2 separate regions of the Homo sapiens genome follow, and region 2 is linked to region 1. Evidence: read pairs that join two places in POLR2A ChIA-PET (ENCODE). Cell type or tissue: Panc1. All regions are shown on one strand. Each heading gives the region's core, and the rest is flanking DNA. Links, peaks and the distances in the headings are about the cores only.

Region 1 (8,402 bases), core at 1,854-6,853:
CAATAACAGTGGCTCCTTATTATGGTAATTCTCACTTTGAGTGTAAGGAGAATGAAAAGACCATGTGTTCTTTGAAAAACCTTCTTCTCCTAGAGGTTTTGATAACCCCCTCAAGTCAAAACCACTTATCTATATTAATTTTTTAAAACTCAATGATTTAATTCTTCATGAAATTAAGAAGCTTGAAATGCTGATTTTAGTTTGTCTCATGTAAGAGAACATTAGAAGTAAATATATTGTTGAAGGCATTAGATTATTAAATAACATGTTTTTTGTTTTTGTTTCCTATAGTCATTCAGTAATCCATATGAAGACTAATCACTGTATTAGTTATCCATTGCTGTCTAAAAAATTAGTGCCAAAACTGAGTTAAAGCAGTATTTATTATCTTATATGATGAGGTACAGGAATCTGAGAGCTGCTTAGTTGGGTGGTTCCTGCTCAGGATTTCTAATGAGCTTGCAGTCAAACTGTCAGCCAGCTTTGCAGTCATCTACAGGCTTGACTGGGCTGGAAGATTCACGTCCAGGTTCATCACCTGGCTGTTGACAGAAGAGCTCAGTTCCTCACCACGTAGCCCTCTCTGTAGGGTTTTTCACAATCTCAAAGCTGGCTTTTCAGAACTAATGATTGAGAGATAGGCAGAGAGACAGCCCCCAGCATGGAAGGTGCTTTGTAACCTAATCTCAGAAATTACATAGTGTCACTTCCACACAAACCAACTTCAGTACAATATAAGAGGGGCCTATGTGACTACCAGGAGGGTGGGTCTCATTAGGAGACAGGAGGCTGGTTACTATAACCATCAATATTTAATTTTTACTACTTATTAAATGTTTTTTCTTACTCATTATAAGACTTGAACTTTTGATAATGGCACAATAATATGCTTATCTTTTTATATTTTATATAAACATGTTTTTATATTTTATATATGCATGTTTTTCTTATGTTTAATAGGTGTCCCATCATCCACCAATATCTGCCTTTTATGTTAGTAATCGAAAAGATGGATTTTGCCTTAGCGGTAGTATCCTGGCTAAGTCTAAGTTTTATGGTGAGTTTTCCCGTCCCAACTTGCACCCTCTCCTGGGAGGTATTATTTTCTGGTGAGCTTTTATTTAGGCAGTGTCATGGGCTATTTTCAACAAGGAGTTTGTCATTTTAAGTATCATCTTTCCTTGAATAATGGCTTTTTTCTGCCCACTCATAAATAAAGGTGTGGCTTATGTATTCATCACATATATGTGAATATATCACAAACATTTCTTATGAAAAGACAGAATGATTGCCCATTATAGCCCTTTAGTGCATAAAGTGTTTCTTTTGCCTTTAGTCTGGCCAGTTTTTTGTGTTTCATTTCAGTGTATCTAAGGGATTAGTCTTTCTATTTTAGTCTTTGAACAGAGAGGAAGAATCCAAGTATGGTTACGATACCTGGCCCAGGGTCAGTCAGTAAATATATTTAACTTTGGACTAAATAACATACCAAAAAAACTGTTTGCAAGTACAAGGGAAAATAGAGAAATGGTTATAGTAGGAAACATTAATATAAAAACTTTGATAGTTCAAACAAATCATTGCCAAAGCTATATACCAGTAAAACATATCTAACCTTAAAATGCTTTTATATAGTTTTAAAAAATATTTAAATGAAGAAGAACAATTAAATTTCAACCAAAGAATTTTAAACCTGAGTGAAAAAAATCATTATGATAAAAAAGGAAAAATAAAGTATGTAAACAGAAATCCAAGGTCTGGTTACCTGAGCGTGTGGTGAGCCATAGTTCAGTCTGCAACAGGGATATCTAAGAGTAGTTTTTGATCAGGAACGTGGTGTGTATTGTTATATTTCTTCAAGGTGTCTTTTATTTCCCTTGATGTTCGTTTTGGTTTGGTTTTGGGTTTTTTTTTTTTTAACCTTGTTTTGTTTAAGATGGTGATTGCTTGTTTTTTTCCCCTTAAGTTTATCTATATTTCATATTTGATATATTTCTTACCTACTTCACCTTTCATCCCTCCATTCTTCTACCCTGACTATAGTATAAATGGCTTTTCTGAGTGTGTGTTCTACCCTTATAGAAATTTTTATTGAGTACGAGGTGCATAGCTCACTTTCTGGGATTACTTCATCAGTGGGCCTTTTTTCTGTGTTATAGTACAATTTATATACATCAGAGCTATCTGTTCCTTTATAATTTGAAAGAATCTATTAAATCCAGAATGAATTTAAGATCGTCAGAATTGGTAAACATATGGGTAAATTCAAAAGACATTTTTTCTTATTTTTTCCTTTTAATACATGTAACCATTCAAAACAGAAATGTCAGCATTATCTTGTGAGTTTTATAACATATGCAGATTTAACACATGTAACTACAGTACACAGCCCTGGAAGAGAATGGACCTAGAGATAGCAAAATTTTCTATTCTATATAAAGTGGTCAAAGATTAACTGTGAGTGCAATGGCACAATCTCGGCTCACTGCAACCTCTGCCTCCCGGGTTCAAGCTATTCTCCTGCCTCAGCCTCCCAAGTACCTGGGATTACAGGCACCCACCACCACACCCAGCTGATTTTTGTATTTTTAGTAGAGATGGGGTTTCACCATGTTGGTCAGGCTGGTCTCGAACTCCTGACCTCAAGTGATCCACCCGCCTCAGCCTCCCAAAGTGCTGGGGTTACAGGCGTGAGCCACTGCACCCAGCCGACTGTGACATTTTAAAGATTAATATTGTAATCCCTAAAGCAGTGGTTCTCCTCAGGAGACATTTGGCAATGTCTGAAGACATTTTGGGTTCTCACAGTTGGGAGATCCAGTAGGTAGATGCCAGGAATGCTGCTAAACATCCTGCAATGCACAGAACAACCCCTTACAACAAATAATTATCCAGTCCCCTAAATGTCAGTAGTGCTACCATTGAGAAGCCCTACACTAGAGCAAACACACACACACACAAAGAAAAATCGCCACCAAAAAGTATAGGTAAAAAATCAGTAAGAAAATTAAAATGAAATTCTTTAAAAAATTTAAACAATAATTTAAATAATGTATAAAAGAAACAGGAAAGCCCAATCAAGGAACAAAAATCAGAGGGGACAGATAGAAAACACATAGCAAAATGATAGACTAAAACCCAATAATATGATTGTATCAGTCTTAATGGCCCAAATAATCTCATTTAAAGACAGTGATTATCAGATTAGCTAAAACAGCAAGGACCAACATACCTTAAATGTAGACACACAAATAGGCTGAAAGTAAATGGAAAGTAGGCCGCGCATGGTGGCTCAGGCATGTAATCCCAGCACTTTGGGAGACCAAGGTGGGTGGATCACCTGAGGTCAGGAGTTCAATACTAGCCAGGCCAAAATGGTGAAACCCTGTCTCTACTAAAAATACAAAAATTAGCTGGGCATGGTGGTGTACACCTGTAATCCCAGCTACTTGGAGTGCTAAGGCAGGAGAATCACTTGAACCCGGGAGGCAGAGGTTGCAATGAGCTGAGATCATGCCACTGCACTCCAGCCTGGGCAACAAGAGCAAGACTCTGTCTCAAGAAAGGAAAAAAAAAAAAAGAAAGTAAATGGAAAGTAAAAGTTAAAAGCTAAACTATGCAAGTATTAAGTACAAGTAGGGTTAAGTGAGTATATTAATAAAATAGATTTCAAAACAAAAAGTGTTAATAGAGATAAAGAACATTTCATAATGAAATAAAAAGGTTCAGTACGTCAGGATAACATAATAATCATAAATGCCTGTGTATCTAATCACAGAACTTCAATGAAGCAAAAATAGACAGAATTAAAAGAGATAGAAATTTGAAATGGACAAATTTCTTAAGAGACACAAATTACCACAGCTGACCCAAGAAGTGGTGTAAAATTGTAATAGCTTTATATCAGATAAATTGATTTAGTAATGTAAAATATTTCTTCAAGGATATACTCCAGGCCCAGATGTCTTGAGTTCTTCTAAAGATTTAAGGCAGAAATAACAGTTCTACACAATTTTTGGCATAAAATAGAAGAAGAAAAAACACTCCTCAGATCATTTTATGAGGCCAGGATTATCCTGATTCCCCAAACCAGAGATTACAAGAAAATAAACTACAGATCTAATATCCTTATACATGTAAAAATTCTTAAGTAGTAACAAATCAACAGATAGGGAGAATAATATATGGACATATAAATAAAGGTATCATGATCAGTATATTAAAAGAATAATATGATGAAATGGATTTTATCTCAGGAATACAAGGTTGGTTTACCATCTGATAAACAATGTAATTTACCATATTAATAGAATAACAGAGAAGAAAAGTGTGATTTCGATAGATATGGAAAAATGATTTGACAGAATTCAACACCTATTTATTTCTTAGTCCTCAAGGAACTAGGACTAGATTAAAGGCATCTATGAAAAATATATAGCCAACTTCATACTTTTAAGGTGAAAATTGAATAATTTCTACCTAAGATCAAGAACAAGGCAAGGATGTTTACTCTCATTACTTCTATACAAAATTGTATTAGAGGTCCTAGCCAATGCAGTAGGCAAATTAAAGGGAAAAATAGCATACAGATTGAAAGGAAGAAGATAAGCTATTTATATACCAGATTACATAGAAAATCTTCAAGAATATACAAAAAAAGCTCATACAACTAATAAGTGAATTTAGTAAGGTCTCAAGATGCATGGTCAAAAAAGAAAAATCAGTTGTATTTCTATATACTAGAAATGAATACTTGCAGAGGGTTTTTTTTTTTTTTTTTTTGGGACAGTGTCTCACTATGTTGCTGGTCTCAAACTCCTGAGCTCAAGGGATCCTCTCACCTCAGCCTCCTGAGTAGCTGGGATTACAGGCACACATCACCATGCCTGGCTCAGAATGAAATTTAAAAACAACTCCAATTATAATAGCATCCAAATAATGTATTTAAAAATAAATTTAATAAAAGATGTGTAAGTCGTGTATACTGAAGACTAAAACATTGCTGAGGAAAATTAAAGAAGATCCAAATAAATGGATAGATAGACTATGTTTATATATTGAGATATTTAATAGTGTTAAGATAATAGAGCTCCCTTAATTGAGCCATAGACTCAGTGCAATCCTAATCATAATCTAAGCAGGCTTTTTTGAAGATATTGGCAAGTTGGCTCTCAAATTACGTTGAAAAGTCAAGGACCCAAAACAGCCAAACAATTTTGAAAAAGAACAAGAAAGGTCTTTCACTGCCTGATTTTAGAATAAAGCTAAGGTAATCATTACAGTGTGGAATTGACGTAATGGTAGATGTATAAATTAATGGGATGCAATAGAGTTCAGATGTAGACCTGTACACATGGTCAAATGTTTTTTGACATGGGAGAAATGATTGTCCATAGTTAAACATACATTTACCATGAACTCAGAAATTCCACTCCTAGGTATTTGCCCATGAAAAATGAAAATAGATGTCTACATAAAGACTTGTACGTAAATGTTCTTAAGTATACACAACATTATTCATAACAATCCAGGACTAAACACAACTTAAGGACCATCAACTAGTAAGGAAATAATCACAACTACAGAATGCTAACTAGCAATAAAAAGGAATAGAATTCTTATACAACAATGTGGATGAACCTGAAAGACATTGTGCTAATTGAAGGAAGTAAAACACAGCAAGCTACATATTCTATAATGCCATCTGTACAGAATTCTAGAATAGGTAAAGCCAGTGATTTAAAATGCACCATTGGTGTCCTGGGGCTAAGGGAAAGGATTGACTGCTCAGGGGCAAGGAGGAACTTTTTGGGGATAATGGGAAGTTCTATATCTTGATTGTGGTGGTGGTTATATGACTCTGCAATTTCCAAAACTCAAATTTCACACTTAAAATGGGTTAGTTACTGTATGTAAATTTATACTTCAGTAAAGCTGAGAATAGAAGGAGAGAAAATGCATACAGGAGAAAACTTAGAAGAAATTACCATAGTATTTTATCGTTGACTGCATTTTGGTGCTTTATATATATTTTTTATTTTTCTAAATTGTCTATAGGATTAATTATAAGCATTTAAAGCTTGAGATTTGTAAGTAATGTGACTTACAGCTAAAAAATAATGGTTTTATTCAAAAAAGAAAATTAGGCTATACAGTGAAACAGTGTTTTATTAAGATTAAGTATTCTACATGTTTTCTCATTTTCTTGTAACTCTCATAAAACAGGCCGGGTGCAGTGGCTCATGCCTGTAATCCCAGCACTTTGGGAGGCCGAGGTGGGCAGATCACCCAAGGTGGGCAGATCACCCAAGGTCAGGAGTTAAAATCAGCTTGGCCAACATGGGGAAACCCTGTCTCTACTACAAATATAAAAATTAGCTGGGTATGGTGGTGCACGCCTGTAATCCCAGCCACTCAGGAGGCTGAGACAGGAGAATTGCTGAACCCTGGAGGTGGAGATTACAGTGAGTCGAGATCACTCCACTGCACTCCAGCCTGGGCAACAGAGTGACAGAGACTCCATCTCAAAAAAAAAAGCACATAACTGTATCTTTTAAAAGTAGTCATTATGTAAAAATGAGAATATGGATGAAATATGTTTTGGATATAAGGTAATGAATACATGTTTGGGCACATTGAGATTGAGACATTTTTAAGACTTTCTACTGTAGATGTCTGGTAGGTGTTCTAAATATATTTTGTTTGTTTTGAATTGGTTGAATAAGTTTTGTGAAATTTAATAAACAACATTTTATTTCAGGAAACTCATTATCTGCAATATTAGAGGGAGAAGCACGGTTAACTTTCTTGAATAGAGGTGAAGATTATGTAATGACAATGCCATACGCTCATTGTAAAGGTAAATATTTTCTATACTTGAATTAGATATTAAGCTTTCCTTTTAAGTAAATGTATGTAGCTGTGATTTGTTATGCTTTGTGATTGATGGAGTCAGACTTACATTTTGTTTGAAAGCATCCTTGGATTACAGATATTTAAGATTATTGCTATCATTTGCTGAATATTTCTGCGGTGAATTAATTCACCTGTAATGGACTCTTTGTGATGTGTACTTTAGTCAGAAGAGACTGATTTATCATAATGGAATTTCTTTGCACTTGCCTGATGTGCAAATTTTCAAATTTGACAAAACCGTCTATTATTTCAGAATCTGTAAAGATGATTTTCATCTTTTTGCACCACCATGCTTTTTTAAAATTTTAATTTACTATTTTTTAATGTACCAAGTTTTTTAAAGATTTTTCTCACCCTCATTTGGCAATTTCTTAATGTATTATGCTTTTTGCCCCATTATTTAAAATACAGATAAGGGTATTACATAATAATTGTCATCTATAACATTACAACATGCTAGGCACCCAACTGTTCAATGCATTTATTTAATCATTTCAGCAGCTCCTATAAAATAGAAATATTATTATTCCCTTTTTTAGAAGAGGAAAAATGAAGCACAGAGAGGTTAATATGCCTGAGATCATACAGCTAAAATGTGGCAAGTCAGGATCTGAACCCAGGTGGTTTACCTCTGCACTCTGAACTTTCAACTATTTTGCATCAGTTTAGTGTGGTCATGATGTGTATCCTCCCTTCCAACCGGTTTCTTAAAATCTTAAAAATACCTTTTTTGGTAATTATCCTCTATTTTGGGAACTGATTCATGAAAACATATAAATTATTCAATATGAAAAGTGGGCAAAGGATACGAACAGACACTTTTCAAAAGAAGACATTTATGTGACCAACATGAAAAAAAGCTCATTATCACTGATCATTAGAGAAATGCAAATCAAACCACAATGAGATAGCATCTCATGCCAGTTAGAATGGTGATCATTAAAAAGTCAGGAAATAACAGATGCTGGAGAGGATGTGCAGAAATAGGAACAATTTTACACTGTTGGTGGGAGTGTAAATTAGTTCAGCTATTGTGGAAGACGGTGTGGCTATCCCTCAAGGATCTAGAACTAGAAATACCATTTGACCCAGCAATCACATTACTGGGTATATACCCAAAGGGTTATACATTATTCTGCTATAAAGACACATGTACACGTATGTTTATTGCAGCACTATTCACAATAGCAAAGACTTGGGACCAACCCAAATGCCCATCAGTGATAAACTGGATAAAGAAAATGTGGCACATACACACCATGGAACACTATGCAGCCATAAAAAAGGATGAGTTTATGTCCTTTGCAGGGACATGGATGAAGCTGGAAACCATCATTCTCAGCAAACTAACACAGAAACAGAAAACCAAACACCACATGATCTCACTCATAAGTGGGAGTTGAACAATGAGAACACATGGGCACAGGGAGGGGAACATCATACACTGAGACCTATTGGGAGGTGGGGGGCAAGGGGAGGGATAGCAT
Region 2 (8,402 bases), core at 2,278-7,277, 860 kb after region 1:
ACATTCTTAAAGAAAAGAGTTTTCAACCCAGAATTTCATATCCAGCCAAACTAAGCTTCATAAGTGAAGGAGAAATAAAATCCTTTACAGACAAGCAAATGCTGAGAGATTTTGTCACCAGCAGGCCTGCCTTAAAAGAGCTCCTGAAGGAAGCACTAAACATGGAAAGGAACAACTGGTACCAGCCACTGCAAAAACATGCCAAATTGTAAAGACCATCAAGGCTAGGAAGAAGCTGCATCAACTAACAAGCAAAATACCCAGCTAACATCATAATGACAGGATCAAATTCACACATAACAATATTAACCTTAAATGTAAATGGGCTAAATTCTCCAATTAAAAGACACAGACTGGCAAATTGGATAAAGAGTCAAGACCCATCAGTGTGCTGTATTCAGGAAACCCATCTCACATGCAGAAACACACATAGGCTCAAAATAAAGGGATGGAGGAAGACCTACCAAGCAAATGGAAAACAAAAAAAGGCAGGGGCTGCAATCCTAGTCTCTGATAAAACAGACATTAAACCAACAAAGATAAAAAGAGACAAAGAAGGCCATTACATAATGGTAAAGAGATCAATTCAACAAGAAGAGCTAACTATCCTAAATATATATGCACCCAATACAGGAGCACCCAGATTCATAAAGCAAGTCCTTAGAGACCTACAAAGAGACCAAACTCCCACGCAATAATAATGGGAGACTTTAACACCACACTGTCAACATTAGACAGATCAACAAGACAGAAAGTTAACAAGGATATCCAGGAACAGAACTCAGCTCTGCACCAAGTGGACCTAATAGACATCTACAGAACTCTCCACCCCAAATCAACAGAATATACATTCTTCTCAGCACCACACTACGCCTATTCCAAAACTAACCACATAGTTGGAAGTAAAGCACTCCTCAGCAAATGTAAAAGAACAGAAATTATAACAAACTGTCTCTCAGACCACAGTGCAATCAAACTAGAACTCAGGATTAAGAAACTCACTCAAAACCGCTCAACTACATGGAAACTGAACAACCTGCTCCTGAATGACTACTGGGTACATAACGAAATGAAGGCAGAAATAAAGATGTTCTTTGAAACCAACAAGAATAAAGACACAACATACCAGAATCTCTGGGACACATTTAAAGCAGTGTGTAGGGGGAAATTTATAGCACTAAATGCCCACAAGAGAAAGCAGAAAAGATCTAAAATTGACACCCTAACATCACAATGAAAAGAACTAGAGAAACAAGAGCAAACACATTCAAAAGCTAGCAGAAGGCAAGAAATAACTAAGATCAGAGCAGAACTGAAGGAGATAGAGACACAAAAAAACCCTTCAAAAAATCAATGAATCCAGGAGCTGGTTTTTTGAAAAGATCAACAAAATTGATAGACCGCTAGCAAGACTAATAAAGAAGAAAAGAGAGAAGAATCAAATAGATGCAATAAAAAATGATAAAGGGGATATCACCACCGATCCCACAGAAATACAACCTATCATCAGAGAATACTATAAACACCTCTACACAAATAAACTAGAAAATCTAGAAGAAATGGATAAATTCCTCGATACATAGACCCTCCCAAGACTAAACCAGGAAGAAGGTGAATCCCTGAATGGACCAATAACAGGCTCTGAAATTGAGGCAATAATTAATAGCTTACCAACCAAAAAAAGTCCAGGACCAGATGGATTCACAGCCGAATTCTACCAGAGGTACAAGCAGGAACTGGTACCATTCCTTCTGAAACTATTCCAATCAATAGAAAAAGAGGGAATCCTCCCTAACTCATTTTATGAGGCCAGCATCATCCTGGTACCAAAGCCTCGCAGAGAAACAACAAAAAAAGAGAATTTTAGACCAATATCCCTGATGAACATTGATGCAAAAATCCTCAATAAAATACTGGCAAACCAAATCCAGTGGCACATCAAAAAGCTTATCCACCATGATCAAGTGGGCTTCATCCCTGGGATGCAAGGCTGGTTTAACATACGCAAATCAATAAACGTAATCCAGCATGTAAACAGAACCAACGACAAAAACCACATGATTATCTCAACAGATGCAGAAAATCCCTTTGACAAAATTCAACAACCTTCATGCTAAAAACTCTCAATAAATTAGGTATTCATGGGACGTATCTCAAAATAATAAGAGCTTTCTATGACAAACCCACAGCCAATATCATACTGAATGGGCAAAAACTGGAAGCATTCCCTTTGAAAACTGGCACAAGACAGGGATGCCCTCTCTCACCACTACTATTCAACATAGTGTTGGAAGTTCTGGCCAGGGCAATCAGGCAGGAGAAGGAAATAAAGGGTATTCAATTAGGAAAATAAGAAGTCAAACTGTCCCTGTTTGCAGATGACATGACTGTATATTTAGAAAACCCCATCATCTCAGCCCAAAATCTCCTTAAGCTGATAAGCAACTTCAGCAAAGTCTCAGCATACAAAATCAATGTGCAAAAATCACAAGCATTCTTATACACCAATAACAGACAAACAGAGAGCCAAATCTTGAGTGAACTCCCATTCACAATTGCTTCAAAGAGAATAAAATACCTAGGAATCCAACTTACAAGGGATGTGAAGGACCTCTTCAAGGAGAACTACAAACCACTGCTCAATGAAATAAAAAAGGATACAAACAAACGGAAGAACATTCCATGCTCACAGGTAGGAAGAATCAATATCGTGAAAATGTCCATACTGCCCAAGGTAATTTATAGATTCAATGCCATCCCCATCAAGCTACCAATGACTTTCTTCACAGAATTGGAAAAAACTGCTTTAAAGTTCACATGGAACCAAAAAAGAGCCCACATCGCCAAGTCAATCCTAAGCCAAAAGAACAAAGCTGGAGGCATCACGCTACCTGACTTCAAACTATACTGCAAGACTACAGTAACCAAAACAGCATGGTACCAGTACCAAAACAGAGATATAGATCAATGGAACAGAACAGAGCCCTCAGAAATAATGCCACATATCTACAACTATCTGATCTTTGACAAACCTGAGAAAAACAAGCAATGGGGAAAGGATTCCCTATTTAATAAATGGTGCTGGGAAAACTGGCTAGCCATATGTAGAAAGCTGAAACTGGATCCCTTCCTTACATCTTATACAAAAATTAATTCAAGATGGATTAAAGACTTAAATGTTAGACCTAAAACCATAAAAACCCTAGAAGAAAACCTAGGCAATAGCATTCAGGACATAGGCATGGGCAAGGACTTCATGTCTAAAACACCAAAAGCAATGGCAACAAAAGCCAAAATTGAGAGATGGGATCTAATTAAACTAAAGAGCTTCTGCACAGCCAAAGAAACTACCATCAGAGTGAACAGGCAACCTACAGAATGGGAGAAAATTTTTGCAATCTACTCATCTGACAAAGGGCTAATATCCAGAATCTACAATGAACTCCAACAAATTTACAAGAAAAAAACAAACAACCCCATCAAAAAGCGGGCGAAGGATATGAACAGACACTTCTCAAAAGAAGACATTTATGCAGCCAAAAGACACATGAAAAAATGCTCATCATCACTGACCATCAGAGAAATGCAAATGAAAACCACAGTGAGATACCATCTCACACCAGTTAGAATGGCGATCATTAAAAAGTCAGGAAACAACAGGTGCTGGAGAGGATGTGGAGAAATAGGAACACTTTTACACTGCTGGTGGGACTGTAAACTAGTTCAACCATTGTGGAAATCAGTGTGGCGATTCCTCAGGGATCTAGAACTAGAATTACTATTTGACCCAGCCATCCCATTACTGGGTATATACCCAAAGGATTATAAATCATGCTGCTATAAAGACACATGCACACGTATGTTTATTGCAGCACTATTGACAATAGCAAAGACTTGGAACCAGCCCAAATGTCCAACAATGATAGACTGGATTAAGAAAATGTGGCACATATACACCATGGAATACTATGCAGCCATAAAAAATGATGAGTTCATGTCCTTTGTAGGGACATGGATGAAGCTGGAAACCATCATTCTCAGCAAACTGTCGCAAAGACAAAAAACCAAACACCACATGTCCTCACTCATAGGTGGGAATTGAACAATGAGAACACATGGACACAGGAAGGGGAACATGACACATCAGGGCCTGTTGTGGGGTGGGGGAAGGGGGGAGGGATAGCATTAGGAGAGATACCTAATGTTTAAATGGCGAGTTAATGGGTGCAGCACACCAACATGGTACATGTATACATATGCAACAAACCTGCACATTGTACACATGTACCCTGAAACTTAAAGTATAATAAAAAAAGAAAATAAAAATGTGTCAACGTTATGTACTTGAGAAATCCTATCTAGATTATTAAAAAAGAAAATAAAGTTAGCAAGAAAGTAGATTACTGTGCAAAATTAATTTTTATCTCTGATAAATCAGTGTAGAAATGTTAAATAAAAATAAACCACATTTATTTGCCATTTTCCTGTTTGCTTTAATAAGAGATAATACACTCTCCAAAGACATTGTTAAATCTCATCCTTACTCTTTCTTTCCCCTCTACCCTCTGGTTACCGTGAGAATTAAGGTCTTTAATTCCAAAGGAGAGTTGTTGTGAGGACAATCTGTGCTTTCCCTGGGAAAATGAATAAGCAGGGTAAGAACAAGTAGAGCAGATTTCTCACAGGAAGATGATTGTGGCTGCATGTGGGTCTAGATTGCTTAAGAGGCTAAAGAGGAGAGAAGTCACAATCAAAAAGGGCATGCCTATAATCCCAGCACTTTAGAAAGCTGAGGTGGGTGGATCATCTCAGTTCAGGAGTTCAAGACCAGCCTGGCCAACATGGCAAAACCCCATCTCTACTAAAAATGCAAAAATTAGCCGGGCATGGTGGCAGGCGCCTGTAGTCCAGCTACTTGGGAGGGTGAGGCAGGAGAATTGCTTGAACCCAGGAGGTAGAGTTTGCAGTGAGCTGAGATGGCACCACTGCCCTCCAGCATTGGCAACAGAGCGAGACTCTGTCTCCAAAAGAAAAAGAAAGGCCTGCCTGTGGCTGTGACCCAAGGGCTTTCCAATCTAGATTCTAGATTTGTGCCAAGAAACCCTTTAGAGATGTCCATTTTTCTTTCCCCTTTTAGTGTCATTTAAGTACATATTCTATTTGCTTATTTATTTACATATTTATGTTCAGATTTCCTAGGATGTTAAAGAAAAATGATGTATATTGTGATTGATTTACAACTGTATTGCCATTTAATTGCCATACTTTGAAATGTCTCTATACTGAGAGGTAACATAGTCAACATTTAGATGACCATCTTTTCATACAGAAACACACAAACACACACACACACACACATACAGTTGTATGTAAATAGTATCATTTTATACATGCTATTTTATCATGGACATCTTCTTCTGTCTTTTTGCCTAGTTTCATCTTCTTTTCTAATCATCTTCATCTCTAAGTTAGCCAGTCTTAAAATCTTAATGTGTATCTGTCCCAATTTTTTTATTGTACAATCACATACAAACTCATGTATTCATATATTATATTCAGCACATAGAATATAACCAAGTATTTAGAACAGTGTCTTGAATGTCATAGATGCTCAGTAAATATTTGTTGAATAAATGAATGGTTTGCCTTAGAAAAATGAGATCATATTATATATACGTGTGTGTATGTGTATGTTTATATTACATATCTGGCTTTTATTGCTCAATATTCTATGTATTTTTTCATATAGATTTAATTCTTATAAATGGTTGTATAATAGCCCATGGTTATGAAAGTAATATCAATTTATTTAACTAGATCCCTAATTGATAGTTTAAATGCTTTTACTTTTTGCCAGTATAAACAATAATAGCTAACACCTATTAAGTGTTTATCATGTGCTAAGTTTTTTTTTTTTTTTTTTTGCGCTTTACATGTATTAAGCTACTGAGGGGTTAGGTTATTCTCCCCATTTTAGAAAACTGAGCAGGAGTAGGTAAGAAACGCCCCAGGCTATATAGCCAATAGGTGGCAAACTAGTCAGTATGGCTCCAAAGTATATTTCACTAAACTACTTTTATAGAAGGTAGTAATCAACACTATTGTAGAAACATTCTAATTGAATGGTCCTTTATTTCTATTCAATAGTTTATCTGGTGTGGAATTACTGCAGAACCATATGTGTGTATTTTATATTGCTAAATTGCTCTGCAAAAAGGCAGTAACAGTTTACATTTGCACTAGCCATGTATGAGACTATTCTTTCCTCTAGCAGTATTTTTTTTAAATGTATGTTTTTTATTTCTTTTCTTTTTTTTCAATCTGGTGGGTGAGAAGTGATATTTCATTGTTAAGTCTGTATACTTTGTTGACAGTAGTGAGGTTGAACATCATATGTTCGTCAGTCATTTGGATTAGCTCTACTATAAATTGTTGTATTAGGGCTCTCCAGAGAAACAAAACCAATGTGTGTGTGTGTGTGTGTGTGTGTGTGTGTGTGTGTGTAATTTATTTTTATTTATTTTAAAAAATTGGTTCACATGATTATGGAGGCTGGCGAGTCCAAAATCTGCACGGTAGGCTGGCAGGCTGGAGACAAAGACAAGACAATGCTGCAATTCAAGTACAAGGGACTTCTGCTGCACAATTCTTCTTTCTCAGGGGAGGTCAATGTTTTTGTTCTATTCAGGTCTTCAACTGATTGGATGAGGACCACCCACAGTATATAGAGGACAATCTACCTTACTCAAAGTTCACTGATTTAAATGTTAATCTCATCTAAAAGTACTCTCACAGAAACATCCATAATAATGTAGGCCCAAATATCGGGACAATATTACCCAGTCAAGTTAACACTTAAAATTAACCATCACAAATATCTACTAATATATTTTCCGTTTTTCTTTTCTTTTTTTGAGATGGAGTCTTGCTCTGTCACCCAGGCTGGAGTGCAGTGGCATGATCTCGGCTCACTGCAACATCTGCTTCTTGGATTCAAGCGATTCTCCTGCCTCAGCCTCCCTAGTAGCTGGGACTACAGGTGCGTGCCACCATGCCCCGCTAATTTTTTGAATTTTTAATAGAGACGGGGTTTCACCGTGTTAGCCAGAATGGCCTCAATCTCCTGAACTCGTGATCCGCCCGCCTCGGCCTCCCAAAGTGCTGGGATTACAGGCGTAAGCCACTGCCCTCGGGCTTTCCTCATTTTTTGATTGAATTGCTTACATCTTTTTATCGCCTTGAATATTATTGTAATCAACCCATTAAATGTTTTGCGAATATTTTGCCCTCTTTTATATCCTTTATTTTTTTACCCTATTTCTCATCATTTTAAATTTTAAATTATTATTTTGAATACTTTATAATCAGTGAATCATTGAAATTGAGATGAAAATTTGGACACTGTCATTTTGATAATCACTTTTGAGTTTATAGTCTTCTAAGGTGATTTTAGGAGATTTTTCAATATTTATTTTCAATATGTATTCAATAAATATTTATAATTTTTAGTCATTATTCAATATTTATTTAAAATCAAATTGTTCTTTCAATTCTAATGAATTTTTGGAAGATGTTGAAATTAGATCTGCTCTTTTCCAAAGTAAGGAATCTAGAGCAAATAGTTCCCACATGTGGAAACTATTGTTAAGAGGTTTTAAAAGTTTAAACTACTCATATGTAATATTGGTTACAATGTTTAATTCTTAGAAGAACTAGTCGAATTAATTTCGGAATTTGTTTATTCCATACCACGTTTATTTTAAAATTTTTCTTCAAAATTGCTTAAAACATAGTCTAAGCAAATTGTTGAAACGTTGTTCTCATTCAATTTGACTGTCAATTTTAATTTTTAGTAAGTATATATATATGTGCTATTCCTGCTTGTCAAGCCAAAATATGAAAATTCAGTTAATGAGTAACAATATTTAAGCATCAGAGTCTGTTTTAAAACTGAAAAAAAAATGTATGTGTACTAAGGAAAAGCTTCAGCCTCTCAGTCTCATGCAATTTTCTATTCATTTAATTTTTATACATTACTTCTTATAACTACTAGCATCAAATTAGTATCTTGCTATATTTTATCTCATATTATCACAGAGGAAAAAGTACTGTATAATTATATATACCCTTCAGTATATGATTAATAGTCATTATAATTAATATTTTTAAATTAATTTGTGATTTTTGTTGCAGGATTCATTTTTTAGTAAAAGCTTTTATATCCTATATGTAAGATAACTCCCTATTCCTGTGATATAACTTGTGTTAGATTATGGGTTCTGGAAGGCAAGTAACAGACTTAAAAAAATTCACTTAACTTCCAATCATATATTGTTTTTATATTGTATATTCAGTTGGTGGACAACATGAGGGCTTTTGAGTTAGGGAAGGGAAAGAATCAC

The links. Peaks named below come from ENCODE experiments on the same cell type or tissue, not always from the same donor. Only the 100,000 strongest peaks of a DNase experiment are listed, where the experiment ranks them.
Region 2: POLR2A ChIA-PET joins it to region 1 with 6 read pairs; 2 of 35 experiments call an interaction of 5 or more read pairs at or near these places.

Annotation. Positions count from the first base shown.
Region 1 is chr12:76,376,909-76,385,310 of GRCh38, reverse strand. It overlaps OSBPL8 (oxysterol binding protein like 8), which reads left to right. Exons shown (of 24, transcript NM_020841.5): 15 at 961-1,057; 16 at 6,761-6,859. Among named protein-coding and RNA genes, the nearest start is that of BBS10, 33 kb to the right of the region's middle. In Panc1, for the core only: no CTCF peak of the experiment used is centred there; no DNase peak of the experiment used is centred there.
Region 2 is chr12:75,513,349-75,521,750 of GRCh38, reverse strand. No RefSeq gene overlaps it. Among named protein-coding and RNA genes, the nearest start is that of KRR1, 5.9 kb to the right of the region's middle. In Panc1, for the core only: no CTCF peak of the experiment used is centred there; no DNase peak of the experiment used is centred there; H3K27ac peaks cover 1,177 bases.